Regions from separate parts of the Homo sapiens genome. Here region 2 is linked to region 1. Evidence: read pairs that join two places in POLR2A ChIA-PET (ENCODE). Cell type or tissue: endothelial cell of umbilical vein. All regions are shown on one strand.

The links. ChIA-PET counts read pairs that join two places held together with the same protein. Peaks named below come from ENCODE experiments on the same cell type or tissue, not always from the same donor. Only the 100,000 strongest peaks of a DNase experiment are listed, where the experiment ranks them.
Region 2: POLR2A ChIA-PET joins it to region 1 with 7 read pairs; 4 of 35 experiments call an interaction of 5 or more read pairs at or near these places.

The regions. Positions count from the first base shown.
Region 1 is chr18:35,595,923-35,603,922 of GRCh38, reverse strand. The region is part of intron 1 of GALNT1 (polypeptide N-acetylgalactosaminyltransferase 1); the gene reads right to left. Among named protein-coding and RNA genes, the nearest start is that of MIR3975, 8.2 kb to the right of the region's middle. RefSeq lists enhancers at 7,318-7,367, 7,428-7,487. In endothelial cell of umbilical vein, no CTCF peak of the experiment used is centred here; no DNase peak of the experiment used is centred here.
Region 2 is chr18:35,706,636-35,714,635 of GRCh38, reverse strand. It overlaps GALNT1 (polypeptide N-acetylgalactosaminyltransferase 1), which reads right to left. Exons shown (of 12, transcript NM_020474.4): 12 at 2,802-5,012. The coding sequence ends at 4,866. It overlaps LOC105372064 (a long non-coding RNA gene), which reads left to right. Exons shown (of 5, transcript XR_935377.3): 2 at 1-2,650. Among named protein-coding and RNA genes, the nearest start is that of MIR3975, 120 kb to the right of the region's middle. In endothelial cell of umbilical vein, no CTCF peak of the experiment used is centred here; DNase peaks (open chromatin) are centred at 915, 3,185, 3,885 and 6,735; H3K27ac peaks cover 7,807 bases.

The sequences.
Region 1 (8,000 bases):
TAAAGAAAAACCCTCTTATTTCCTTACATTCTAATTCTGCATTACTACATCAGTTGGGATACCTTTAGCTTTAAGAGATCAGAAATTCCACCTCAAACTGCTTAAACACGAGGAAATTTACTGGCTCACATAACTGTTAGTTCCAGGGGAGGGCAAAGTTTAGAGCTGGCTTAACTGTAGAGGGATGGAGCTCCAGGGTCCACCAATGATTGCCACACAGTGGGGAAGAAGAGAAGTCATGATTGGGAGATAATCACATGCCACTACGAGGACAGCCAGGGTTTCCTAATCTATATACAGTCCACAAGTCTTGGGAAGGTAAGGAATTGCCTCATTAACACTTTCAAAACAAATTAATAAATTAACGTGTGTGTGTCACAAATACATGATGCTACCATTTAAAATATGTATAGAGGAAGTGATGTTACCAAAATTGCAGCAATCTGGCTTTACCCTCCTCTGCAGAAAACCAAAAACAAATATTCAGTCCCAAGAATATCACCAGCAATACCCCAGAACTTGAATCTGAGGCTAGTAAGATCTCCAGGGCCACAGAGAAGTGGAAAAACTCCAAGCAGACAGTAAGAGAAACAGACTTCTCTCTCCACAATACCCCTCCCACAATCTGCTAGGCACTGCACATGGAAAATTCCTCCCTGTCTCACAATTTCTACACTGGAAAAAGTGAGGTCAAGGTGAAAGGCCAGCTTCCCCACCAGCTTGGGTTCCCTGTTCTTGCCTCAACCCACAAGAAGCTTGTAAGGAGAAAAACCCTCCCACTCTCCCACCTCCATCTGGGACAGGCAGTGCTCTGAGTATTTGCAAGAGCCAAGGAAAACCTAGACTTAAGGCACCATGCAGTGCCAAAAAGGAGGCAGTGATCTAGGATAAATGAAAATTACAGTCAACTGCAAAGAACTTCTAAGCAAACATACTCTAGAAAGACAAGACATATAGAGAAGACTGGAATAAAAAACCAACCCTTTAATGTGAAGTCATAGACATACATCCACAAGAAACAGCAAACAGGGAATTATGGCTTCCCCAGAAGGACAAAGTGAGAAGCCAGAGACCAACCCTAAGCAGACAGCAATGTGCGAGCTCTCAGATCAAGAATTCAAAATAACAATTCTATGGGAAATCAGCAAGCTCCAAGGTAACACAGAAAAACAATTCAGAAATTTATCAGAAAAATTTACCAAAGATTGAAATGTTTTTTAAAACATGAAATAGAAATCCTGGAACTGAGAAATACATTTGCTAAACTGAAAAGTGTATTAGAGGGTCTCAACAGGAGAATGGATCAAGCCGAACAATATGAGCTCGAAGACAGGATATTGGAAAATACAGTCAGAAGAGGAAAAAAAAGAATAAAAATGAACAAAGAACACCTACAAGATATACAGAATAACTTCAAACAGAAGATCTAAGAATCACTGGTGTTCAACTGGGAGTTGAGAAAGACGGGGATAGAAAGCTTATTCAAATAAATAACAGAAAATTTTCCAAACCTAGAGAAAGATATAAATACACAGATACAGGAAGGTCAGAGATCACCAAACAATTCAACCCAAATAACGCTACCCCAAGATATAATGATCAAACTCTCAAAGGTCAAGGACAAAAGGAGGATCCTAAAAGCAGCAAGAAAAAAGAAGCAAATGACATGATGCAAAGGAGCTCTAATTCATCTGGCAAGAAACTTCACTGGAAACTACACAAGCCAAAAGGGAGTGTGACAACATATTCCAAGTGCTAAAGAAAAAAAATTACCAACCCAGATGACCCAGCAAAGCTTTCCTCCAGACATGGAGAGATCAAGTATTTCCCAGACAAACAAAACTAAAGGTATTTACCACTGCTAGACCTGACTCATAACAAATGCTAAAGGGAGTTCTTCAATCTGAAAGAAAAGGATGCTGATGTGCAAAAACAAAACATTTGAAGGTATAAAGCTCACTGGTAAAAGTAAACAGACAAATTCAGAATACTCAATACTGTAATTGCAATGTGTAATCCATTCACATCACTAGAATGACGACTAAAAGACAAATCTATCAAAAACAGAAACTACAGCAACCTGTTAAGTCATAAGACAATATAAATTACACTAGACCAAAGGGACCTAACTCACATTTACTGAACATGTAACTGCTGCAGAATACATATTCTTTTCATCGGCACATGGAACATTCTCCAGGACAGACCATCTGGCAGGCCACAAAACAAGTCTCAACAAATTCAAATCTGTCAAAATTATATCAAGTATCTTTTCTGACCGTGATGAAGTAAAACCAGAAATCAATAATGAGGATACACAACGTATCAAAATCTATGGGATATTTATAGAAATAAACATCTACATCAAAACAGTAGAAAGATTTCAAATAAACAACCTAACAATACTCCTCAAGTAACTAGAAAAACAAGAACAAAAATTCCAAATTAATAGAAGGAAAAAATAATAAAGAACAGGAAAAAAGTAAATTGAGACCAAAAAATATAAAAGATCTACACAACAAAAAGTTGTTTTTTGAAAAGATTAATAAAATCAACAAACCCTTAGGTAGACTAAGAAAATAAGCAAAAAAGGGAGAGGACCTACATAAATAAAATCAAAACTGAAAAACAAGACATTAACAAATGATACCATAGAAATACAGAGGATCATTGGAGACTATTAAGAACTATACACCAAAAAATTGGAAAACCTAGAAGAAAGGGATAAATTCCTGAACACATAAGACCCATCAAAATTAAAACATAAAGAAATAGAAAACCTGAACAGACCAATCAAAAGTAACAAGATTAAATCTGTAAATAAAAAGTCTCCCATCAAAGAAAAGCCCAGAACCTGATGGCTTCACTGCTGAATTCTACCAAACACTTAAAAGATGAACTAATACCAATTCTACTCAAATTATTCCAAAAAAGTAAAGAGAAGGAAGGAAATACTTCCAAACTCATTCTGTTAGGCTACCATTACTCATATACCAAAAACAGACAAGGACACAACAAAAAAAGAAAACTACAGACCAATATCCCTGATGAACGTAATATGCAAAAATCCTCAAGAAAATGCTAGCAAACCAACTTGAACAACATATTAAAAAAATCATTCACCACGATCAAGTGAGATTCTTCCCAGTGATGCAAGAATAGCTCAAAATATGCAAGTCAATAAACTTGACACATCACATTAATAGAATGTTAATGGTATAGAAGGATCATACCCCTCCCCGCAAAAATAAAGGCCATATGTGACAAACCCACAGCTAACATTGTACTGAATGGGAAAAAACTGAAGCCTTTCCTCTAAGATCTGGAACAAGACAAGGATGCTCATATTCACCATTTCTCTTCAAAACAGTACTGGAAGTCCTAGCCAGAGCAATTCAAAAAGAAAAAGACATAAAGGGCCTCCAAATTGGAAAGAAAGTAGTCAAATTATCCTTGTTTGCAACAACATGGTATTATATTTAGAAAACCCTAAGACTCCATCAGCAAACTACTAGAACCAATAATCAAATCCAGTAAAGTTGCAGAATACACAATCAACAACAAAAATCACTAACATTAATACACACCAACATCAAACAAAACGAAAAAGAAATTAAGAAAGCAATCCTACAATAGCTATTAAATACAAAAAATATAAAATACCTAGGAATAAAGTTAAACAAAGAAAGGAATGATCTCTACAAGGAAAACTATAAAACACTGATGAAAGAAATTAAAGAGGACATTTTAAAAATGGGAAAATATTCCATGCTCATGAATTGGAATAACTAATATTGTGAAAATGTCCATCCTACCTAATGTGATCTACAGATTCAGGGCATCCCTATCAAAATACCAAGGACATTCTTCACAGAAATAGAAAAGACGATCCTAAATTGGAACCACAAAAGACCCCAAATAGCCATAGCAATCCCAGGCAAAAAGAATAAAGCTGTAGGCATCACACTACCTGACTTCAAAATGTATTAGAAAGCCATAGTAACCAAAACAGCATGATACTAACATAAAAACAGACACAAAGATCAATGGAACAGAATACAGAACCCAGATAGAAATCCACGCATTTACAGCCAACTCATTTTTGAAAAAGGCAAGAAGAATAATCACTGGGGAAAGGACAGTCTCTTCAATAAATCCAGCTGGGAAAACTATATGACCATACACAGAAGAATAAAGCTAGATCCCTATTTCTCATCATATACAGAAATCAACTCAAAATGGATTTAAAAACTTAAATCTGGCTAGGCGTAATGGCTCACACCTGTAAGCCCAGCACTTTGGGAGACCAAGGCGGGCAGACTGCTTGAGCTCAGGAGTTTGGGACCAGCCTGGTGAAACCAGGTCTTTATCCAAAATACAGAAAATTAGCTGGATGTGGCAGTGCATGTTTGTGGTCCCAGCTACTTAGGAGGCTGAGGTGGGAGGATCACTTGAGCCCCGGAGTTCAAGGCTACAGTGAGCTGTGATTGTGCCATAATTCACTGCAGCTTGAATGACAGAGTGAGACCTTGTCTTAAAAAAAAAAAAAAAAAAAAGTGTAAATCTCATACCTGAAACTATTAAACTACTAGAAGAAAACACTGCAAAAATGCCTCAGGACATTGGTCTGGGCAAAAACTTTTTGGGTTGGACCTCAAAAACACAGGCAACAAAGGTAAATGTAGGCAAATGGGAGCACATCAAGCTAAAAAGCTTCTGCAGAGCAAAGGAAACAACAAAGTGAAGAGATAACCTGTTTATAATAGGAGAAAACACCTGTAAACTATCCATCCAATGAAGGATTAATAACCAGAATTACAAGGAACTCAAAAGCAAAACAACAAATAATCCAATTGTAAAATGGGCTAAAGATTTCAATAAAAAGAAGACATACAAATAGCCAACACGTACATGAAAAAAAAAAAAAAAAACGCCTGGATACATCACCTGGAAAATGCAAATGAAAACCACAATGAGATATCATCTCACCCTAGTTAAAATAGCTTTTTACTACAAGGACAAGAAAATAACAGATGCTGGCAAGGATGCAGAGACAGGGGAGCCCTTATATGCTGTTGGTGGGAATGTAAATTAGTACAGCCATTAAGGAAAACAGCATGGAGGTTCCTAAAAAACTAAAAACAGAAGTACCATATGATCCAGCAACCCCAATGCTGGGTATATATCCAAAAGAAAGGAAATCAGTATATTGAAGAGATATAGACACTCCCATGTTTATTGCAGTACTATTTACAATAGCCAAAATAATGGAATCAACCTAAGCATCCATCAATAGATGAATGGATAAAGAAAATGTGGTACATAGATAGAATGGAATATTATTCAGCCATAAAAAATGAAATCCTATCATTTTCAACAACATGGATGGAACTGCAGGTCATTACGTTAAGTGAAATAAGCCAGGCACAAAAAGACAAATACCTCGTGTTCTCACTCGTATGTGAGAACTAAGAAAGTGGATCTCACAGAGGTAGAGAGTGAAATGATGGTTACCAGAGGCTGGGAAGGGTAGGGAGGAGAAGGGGAGATGAGAGACTGGTTACTGGGTACAAAAATACAGTTAGATTGTCCAGGCACAGTGGCTCACGCCTGTAATCCCAATACTTTGGAAGGCCGAGGCAGGAAGATCACCTGAGGTCAGGAGTTCGAGACCAGCCTGGCCAACATGGTGAAACTTCATCTCTACTAAAAATACAAAAATTAGCAGGGGGTGGTGGTGGGCACTGTAATCCCAGCTACTTGGGAGGCTAAGGCAGGAGAATCGCTTGAATCCGGAGGCTGCAGTGAACTGAGGTCGCGCCACTGCACTCCACCCTGGGCAGCAGAGCAAGACTCTGTTGAAAAAGAAGAGAAGGGAGGGGAGGGGATGGGAGGGGATTGGAGGGGAGGGGAGGGGAGGGGAGGGGAGGGGAGTTAGATGAAAAGCTATTGCTCAATAGTATAGTCAGGTGACTATAGTTAACAATGATATATTGTATAATTCAAAACAGCTAGAAGTGAAGTCTTAGAATGTCCCCAGCATAAAGAATCACAGCATTTAATGCCTAATTTCAAGGCATTTACATATATATGTTGAAAAGATGAACTTAAGTTGTGACTTAAAAGATGTAAACTGTTTTATTACATGAATTTGACTATTATTTTAAAAGTACACATATGCTAACGACCGATGAATCCAAATTCATTTAAAAGTATTAACTAATTCATGATAATGTTTTAAACCGCATATAGGCAAGGTAGCCCAGATTGCTTGAGTTTGCACCCTGACTCCTGACACCTACTACCAGGTCAGTTCATACAAGCTGCCTATATCACAAGACTGTTGAGATAATTAAAGGAGCAGCATGTAAAGGGCCAATATCAGACACAATACAAATTCTACTGAGAAAAGCACTAAACAAACTGTCATTATTTGTCTTATATAAGTAAACTACTAGAATGTAAAGAGTCATTAAGTTATTTAATGTTGACAAGGGGTCTGGAGGAGGTATTTCATTTTGGCTGCTCAGCATCCATCTCTCCCCACGTCCTAATTTCCTGTTGGAGAATTACCTGCCCTTGTATAATCCCAGTGAGAATGTAACTCCATATGACTACCCTCCCACTAATGGATGCCAAAGGGATTCCTGGAGGTTCTTGCAAATACTATAAATCCCTACTCTCACCCCTGGTACATCCAGCATGACCTAGGTTTCACCAACTAGATGCTTTCTCCAGGACTCTTAAATCTTGGGCAAGTAACATTCAAGGATGAAAGAACAGACTGGGTTCAATCATCCCAGTGGTAATCTGTTGATCAGGTCACTCCTGCAATTCTGCTTCCTAGCCCCCAAGAGTTGCCTTAGTTTCCACTAATCTGTTCCCAAGGCTGGTTCTCTAGAATTCCATCGGTTCTGTGAGCTTCTAATTCCTTTCCAATAAATTAACTCCTGCTAAGTTAGGCGGAGGTGGATTCTACTGCCTACAACTGAAGAATCCAATTGAGTAGTGAATGAAGAACAGTCAGTGGAGTACAACATGAACATACTGTGCTGGGGCTCATGTTGGAACTGGAGGCTCTGCTGAGGATAAGAACAGCAAGTCTTGGAAAGATGTTCTAGTAAATACAGTGAGAAAGCCAGAGGCTAAGATGTGATGAGCAATGGAATAAGGTATGGAGACTTCCCCTAGAGATGTGAGGAACTATGGTGTGGAGTTGAGTTGCATGGGAGGAAGTGGGCCCACCTATATCTGACCTGAAATTTCTGCCCGGTGAAATTCTAGGGTGTATTTTTATAAAGTCCCTTTCAAAGAGTTCTGTAAAAAAATAAAGAAAGAAAAAAACACTCACTCTCAGGTATCTACAAGTACACTAGGGTGGAGACCTTTCACGAAGAACCAAGTTTCTATGCCCTTCCCCCTAACTCCCACCTCTCTAGCTCAACACACTTTTTTAGCATACATAAGGTTCAAGTTCATAATGAAACTCTATTATAGTTCAATAGCATTTAAAGGCAAAGAACATTCAGAAGTGAGAGAAGAATATAAAAGTTACCCAGCTGGCTTGCTTCAGGTTTAAAGCCTTCAACAATTTTTTCCAGGAATGATATTATTATTACCATAGCCTCCTAGAACCCCGTCTATTTTGACTTGTCTACCTATTTCCACCTTTTTGACCCAATCTGAATCAAGCTACAGTCAGAGCTCCCATTTGGGGTCTCTGGGGAAAAGAGTTTTTCTAGTTCAGGGCTCAGATAAACCCCCATTGACTGTGAAAGCCTCTTTGTGCTTTGTTCTTCTCCAACATAATCTACCCTAATCTCTATATTTAAAATCAGTATCCTAAATTCTCTCCAAACTCTCTGCTGTTTTCCTTAGTTTTCGCAGCACCCTCTCTCTCTCAAATACACATTCCCCACCTCCTTCCATTTCTCAAAATGCACCCCAAATTTAACTTTTTAAAAATGCCTACCAGCATGTCACACCCAACTGGTAATTTC
Region 2 (8,000 bases), 110 kb before region 1:
AATACCTTCATCACTTTCCCCAGCACTTTACTGAGGCATAATTTACATACAGTAAAATGCATATATCCCAAGTATACAGCTCACTATATTTTAAAATATATACACACATACATATATATGTGTATGTTACCACTACTGCAATTGAGATATAGAACATTCCATCATTCCAGAAAGTTCTCCTATGCTCTTCTTCAGTCTATACTTACCCCCAAAGATAACCATTCCATATTTGTTTTTGAGCTTTATAAATGGAATATGTCTAGCTTTTTTTGTTCGTTTTTAAGATTTATCTACATTGTTTTGCCAGTATATCATTATTATTTTTAGAGACAAGGTCTCAATCTGTCACTTAGGCTGGAGAGCAGTGGCATGATCACAACTCACTGCAGCCTTGAACTCTTGGGCTCAAGGGATCCTCCCACTTCAGCCTGCTGAGTAGGTGGGACTACAGGCGCCTACCACCATGCCCAGCTGATTTTTAAATTTTTCTGTCGAGATGGTGTCTTGCCATCTTGCCCAGGATAGTCTTGAACTCCTGGGCTCAAGTGATCCTGCCTTGGCCTCCCAAATTGTTAGGATCACAGGTGTTAGCTATTAAGCCCAGCCCATTCTTTCAATTGCAGACTAGTATCCAATGTATAAACATACCATTACTTGATTATCTATTAGCTTGTTGGTGGATATTTGGGTAGTTTTCAGATTGGGAATATTATAAATAAAATTGCTATTCTTGTACAAGTCTTATTGTAAAAACATACCCTCATTTATCTTGGGTAGATCTTTAGAAGTGGAGTCACTAAGTCACAGGGTAGGCATTATGTTTATCTTTATAAGCAACCGGCAAACTGTTTCCTGAGGTGATTAAACCATCTTGGATTTCTATCAGTTCCACATTCTCACCATTTGGCGGGTATGCAGTGGTATTTCCTTGTGGTTTCATTCTACATTCCCTGATGGCTGATGTTTGAGTGCCATTTCCTATGCTACTCCTGCATCTGGAGAGCTTCTGTGAAGTATGTATTCAACTCACTCATTGTTAAACTGGGTTGCTGTTACAATGGTTTTAAAATGTTCTTTGCTTTCCTTTGGTTCCGTGTATTGTGATTATTTTCTCTTAGGCCGTGGCTTGCCTTTTCACTTTAAAAGTATCTTTTTGATGAGAAGTATCTAATTTTGATGAAATCTGTCAGTTTTTTTGTTTAACCTTCCTGAGATGTCTTCGCCTAAGATATCCTTGTCTACCCCAATGTCATGAAGATAGTCGGTTTCCTTTTACAAGATTTATTGTTTTGCCATTCACATTTAGTTCTATAATCCATTTTGAATAAACTGTGCATGGTATGAAGAAGGCATTATTAACATTGCTTTTTCCCAGACATCCAGTTACTTCAACTCCAACTGAAAAATCTTCCCTTTTTCTATTGAATAGCTTGTTTTTGTTGAAAAGCCAATAACCATATACATGTGGGTCTATTTCTGGACATGTCTATTTCTATTTGTTGTTTATCCTAACTCTAGTACCATACTCTCTTAACTGTTGTAGCTTTAGAGCAAGTCTTGACATTGGGTAGTACAAGTGCTCCAATTTTATTTTTCTTCTTCAAAATTATCTTGGCTACTTAGAATCTGTTGCATTTTCATATATGTATTTGCCAATTTCTACAAGATGGCCTTGTGGGATTTTGATCTCATTGAATCTAGATAACAATTTGTGGGGAACTGACATCTTACCATTATGCAGTCTTTCAATCCATGAGCATAGAATAGCCATTTATTTTGGTGCTCTATAATTCTTCCCAGCACTGTTTTGTAGTTTTCAGAGTAGAGGTCTTGTTGTTAACTTTCTTCCTACTTAGAAGTTTGACTTATTTGATGCTATTACAAATGGCATATTTTAACGTTATATTTTCAAGTGTTTGTTGCTAGGATATAGATACACAACTGAATTTCATATATTTGCCTCATATTCTGCAAAATTATCAGTCCTGGTAGATTATCAAGCAAATGCTTGGCAATCTTCAGGAAATCAGAGAATGGAGAAAATGTCATCTAATTAGAAACAGATCTAATTTTCCAAATGGCTTAAAAAGTGACTCATTCTTTGTATACAACCCCTCACAGTTATGACCTCAGAAACACTACCTTCTAAGTTTCTTTTTTCTTTGAAGAACAGGTAACTATAGAGTTAAATTTGCTCTTGGTATACTTCTTGGAAGATGAGAAGAGCATCAAATCCTTACAAAGAGGAACCTCTGTTTCTCAGCTAAATGTAGAATGGGAGCAATGAGGACATGGCCTGCACGATGTCCTCCATCTGCAGAATGGATGAATATTCCCAATGTTCAATGGCAGCACTATTTCTCAAGAATGCCAATGAAGATAGATATATTAAAATAGACCTTGACTGGGGTGGGGTGAATAGATTTGTGAGATTCAAATTATCCTTAATTGTCACATTTATGAATTCTTCACTGGTTAAATAATAATCCCACTTTTTCATCCTTCATTTTTTCTTTTTTTTTAAGATACATGGTTTCTTCTCTGTTGCCCAGGCTGGAGTGCAGTGGCACCATCATAGCTCACTGCAACCTCAAACTCCTGCCCTCAAGTGGTCCTATCGTCTCACCTTCCCAAAATGCTAAAATTACAGGTATGAGCCAGTACCCAGCCATTGTTTTCTTTTTCATTCTTTTCTTCCCAATTTGAGTTATAATAGAGTGATAAGCATCTGCCTAATTACAAGTAATTATGATAAACAGGGATCCACTCTAACTTCAAATAAAACCAATGTAAGGCACAACTATTCAGGAATATTTTGTATTTTCAAAGTATTTAGGAATTCTTTAATTAGAAAAATAAAGGCAATGGGATTATCTATCAGGTTCTAAAAGTACCCATGAATTAAATCACTTACATCTCCCATTTAAAACAAAACCTTAAATCACATTGCTGTTAAGCTTTCATACAGTAAGAAATAAGACCAAGCTATGCTGGAGTACAAAAACCTGAAATTCTGAGCATGAAAATAATTTATTGATTAGACATCTTGCTTATTCAAGCATTAGGCCTACTGGAGATAGAATTAACACAGCTCATGGAAAAGGAAAAAAATTCCATTCAGCACCTGCTTCCTTTCAAATTTCCTGGGGACATGGTTTATGCATTTTGTACTATAGACTCACCCTAAAGCATCCCCATGTGCTTGATGTTGATTAACTTGAACAGGATATGAGAAACTTTGTGTACACTCAACTTGGCAAATATCATTAGCGATGCGACTTTTGGAAACATTCTTAGGCACAAGAAATAGCACTGCCTGCAGTGAAAGTCCTTGATAATCAAAGAAAAGAATTCCATTAAATATAATTTTACAAATATGAAAGAAAATATATGCATTTTTGCCAACAGACTGCTCTACATATCAGGAAAAATGTCTTAATGAGATTCCTCCTACGAGATTAAAAGGTTACCTTTTAATTGACAACTTTCAATTGACACTCAGGTGATTCTGTGGTATTAAAAAAAATCAGAGAAAAATAAAACTGATTTAGCCTAAATAAGATTTAGGAAAAGAAATGCAAGCCTATTAATATGGAATAATAGCTGCACTTCTTTGGCTAAGTCATTAAAAAATGCCAATTAAACATTTTCAGTCAAATTTTATTTAAAAAAAGCAGCAGATAAACATTACAATTCAATAATCTAATCTAAATATGCATTTGACAATGAAGCATATCTGAGTATGGAGTGAAAAAGGTTTTCCAAAAAACCATCAAATGTATTATCTCCAAATACCCAAATAATAAATCACTTCTGCAGGCCTTTTGTTAAGTGGAATCATAAACAAAGAACTGAAGATTTATTGCTGTGAAAACAAATCTGTGGTACAGTAGCATGAATCTTGGGTATTTCGCATAATCAGTTAGGTCAAGTGAAGAAGTCGAAAATGTGATAAGAAATTTGTGTGTGTGTGCACATGTAAATCTGTAAGCCAGTTGACCCAAGAGCAACTGAAACATCTAATTTGTTCAGCTGAGATCAGACATTGTTAAATTTCCATTTTTTAGAAGGCAATTAAAAATTACAATTCCAACAGCCCACAAACCAAACAAAAAAAACTGTAGAGAGAAATTAAAACTATATTCAAAGAGCCTTTTTTTTTCAGCTCAATTTCAGCACCCCAAGGAAAATAAAAGCATCCATGACTATCACAGATGAAAACAAAATGAATGTCATTGGAATCAGTTATTTTTCCCCACTGAGGTATAAAATCTATATAGAAATTTGATACTATACTATAACAAATTGTACTTCTCATAGTTCTGTTTTAATTTCCTTTAAACCCTGTTTAATATAGTTTTTTTGTTGTTGTAAAAATGTTGTTTTCATGATTCTGAATCTGGTTCCAGTTCTTTTATTTTTATATCAATATTTAATATACTGGCTACCAGTTCTAATCAGGAAAAAAAATCTTGGAAATCTCTTCATTATGACAGCACGTTCAGCAGAAACTACTGATGTGCAAGCAAACCATAAAAGGTACAGTTCTCCAGAAAGCATATTTTGTTGATTTTTTTTCATTGTCTCAGTATTCTTTACCATGATTTTCGGAGAAAGACTCTTTCAATCTTGTAAACATCAGTGTGCACAGTCTCATTACTATGCAGTTTCACGTCCATGGACAGGAAGGCTGGTTCACAGCTAGTGAAAAGCTAGAGAAGTCTAAGTTTTAATGGCTGATAAACCTTACATCCTGCAGAGGAGGAAAGCACTTTTCCTTTTTTGCTACTTAAGAATGTGGCAGAAATGTATGCTGAGGTAGCCCAGTCAATCCTTATTTTTTTCGTTTTTTTGTAAATTTGGTCTCAGAATATTTCTGGCAGGGTGACGTTTCGAAGAAGCCACTGCTGGGACCGACTTCCATTGCAGTCTCTAATGCTGGGCACCTGGCTATCCTCTTCTGTGGCTTTATCCAGGCACTGATTACTGTTCACATGCTGCAGGGTTAATTTCTGAAATAGAAAAAATCTTAACATGAGAGTGGAAGAAAACAAAACACCTCAAGCATCAGTTTTGGTGATTAAGTTCCTCTGCAGAAAAGGTGTTTTTTTTGGTAATATACATTATTTAAAAGACAACGGAGAAAAGGTAGGTAGGTGGATGGATGGAGAAACAGAGAGAGAGAGAGAGAGAGAGAGAAGTAGGTAGATATGTAGGTCGATAAAGAGGTATGAGGGAGGGAGAAAGGCACTGGGGTCCAGTAGGGTACACTTGACTTGCTGCAAGATGACCTAAATTCTAAGTCCTAATTCTGGCATAAGCTCTGTAACACTATGAGAAGCTTCTCTTTTTTGTGCTTCAGTTTCCTAAACAACAAAAAAAGACCAGATTAGTGGTTCCTAATTTAGGATCCTCAACCTATTTTCAAACAGCTATTTCAAAATTGTTTCATTTCTCTATGATAAGGCTGTTCAAGTTAATTCTGTGATTCCAAAGCTCAAGTTTTTAGAAACTCAGGTCTTTCTGATAACTCAAAATCATAAGAATGTTGGGACAGCTGATATTTAGTAAAATCAATCTTATGCCTATGTCCATAGCAAACCCAGAGGCTATCCTGGTGGTTAAAGGAGATGGTGTGGTACAGAAAGAAAAGCACAGGAATGTGGAGTTGAGTTCACAGCCTGGGTAACTTGAGGTTTCTCATTTTAAAAATTAGGATCACATTACATATTTTGAGCAGATTTTGGGAAACTACATAGATAATGAAGATAAAGTACATAGTGCCTCACCTACAAAAGAGATTCTTAATAAATGGTTAACAGACATAGCTATATATTTTATCCACTTATTTAAGTTCTAGATTTGATGCAGCAACATGTTATTAGGATAATTTTGAAAGGGCAGGGCAGGTAAGAATTAACAGATAGATAGTTAACAATGATCCACACCAATGATTGTGATAATATGCTCTGGTCATGTTAAGGACTTCAAAGTAGTTGTATACAGGAATGTGCATTAAGCATTACTCTACAAATGTAAATTAACTCGAAGGAAATGTAAAATGTTTAACACATAGTTATCTGATTCTTTTACTCATGGCTCTATTTTAATGTAGTTCTTTTATCTGAAACATTTCATTTTCATGAGGCCTTTTTTGCACCTATTAGAACTTAAAACAAAATCTAATAATTGTATACAACTACTTAGGCTTCCAGTCATTTATTATTCTTCCGTGTTGTGGTCAAAGTAGGACCTGGCAGATGACAGTCTATCTTTGCAGATGTCACTACTGATACTGTCTTTAGGTTCAGGATTCTATCTTTAATGCTTCCAAATATAAGACTAGAACCTAGAAGAGAGTCAGCATGGCTGTGGGAATTTTTTTTTCTTTTTTTAATGCAGACTTTGTGTAGTTTATTGAGAGGAGGGGCTTTGCAGTCAGACATTCCTGGGGTGATTTCCAGATTTGTCACACACCAACTATATGCTTCTGAGCAAAAACCTAAACTCTTTGAGACCCAGTTTCCTCATCTATAAAATGGGGACAAAAATACCTCACCGGGTTTTTATGAGGAAACACTGAGATAATGTACATAAAGTGCTGCCTATCCCAGAGTAAATGCTTGATAAATGGTACAATGACATTTACATACAATGGTAATTTGCATTTATAGAGTAATGCTTATTATTGGAAAACACAACATCCTGGCAACGTCCTGAGCAGTCATGGACACAATCCAGCAGCCAGAGCGCTGCGGCTCAGCGTGCACATTGCTGCCAGTGGCTTCAGTCTCAGGAAAGACCAGAACAAGAGAACCTCTCAAACATTCCGGGAGTTCCCGCAAAGCTTATCCCAGTGGCCTCCCTCATCAGGCCCATGGTCACTATTACTAAAAACAAAAAACCCCCAACTAGGCACAACAAAAAATTTAGTTGGGAGAGTTGGTCTCTCTTAACCTAGTTTCTAAAAATGTGCATTTCACTCATCTAGATTCATTAAAATAAACCCATCACAAACACATAGGTTATTGCTCTGTGCTGAGTATTTAACTATTCGACATCAGGACAGAATCCCCATAACTTGGAAGGTGAGCAGCACCCCCAGGAAGCCTAGACTCTGGTGGAGAACCCTGTTCCAGATACAACTCTGGCTGCTGACAGCAGGCACAGAGCCTTGTGGCTTGGAACCTTGTGGGTAGGATGCTGTCATCACAGCACTCCTCAGAGGACTCAGGCAACACCAACTAGTCTCCATTCAGAGAGAGCTGGACTAAGGCATCAGGACAAGCAAGTGACAAGCATCTAACCGTAACCTTTGAAGGAGAGGATAAAAGCTATAATTAATCATTTAGTAAAGTCTACCTGCATCCTAGAAAAAATAATTTGCCAAGCTCCTACTCCTAATTTCTAGATGTAACTAGGTCTAAAATCTGCATTTTATTCCAGAAAGGACAGATACAAGTAGTCAAAGCAAAAGAGCCCAGTGCCTTATTGTAAATTTTATGTAATATGTAATACAAGCAAGACTCAAAACTATTAATCAAAAATAGCGTGGTACTGTGCAAAGAAACCTGGATCGAGAATCTAGAATTCCAGATTTGAGATCTAGTCATACTATCTGGCTGCTCAGAGACCTTGGGCAATTAATTTCCTTGGGAAATTAATTCTGAGTTTCAATTTCTACTTGTATAAAAAGTATCCTGGGTTTAATTTCTAGGGTTGCTTTGAAATCTAAGAATTCATGATTTTAGATTACAGATAATGGACATAAGTATTCTGTTATTTTTCTAGACTGTTAAGTTTTCAATGGATGGAGGCAGGACGATTCTGATGGGCTGTTCCCCTCCAGTGCTTTCCCTGTAGTCTGCTCAGGCTGTTGGACCTGCATTGCAACTCAACTTCTCCCTCTGCCCAGGGAGAGGGAGGTATTCCTTTTACAGATATTGGCCCAGAAAGTGCTCCCTAACAAACATCCTGAATGCTCAACTTTATCTTCGAGT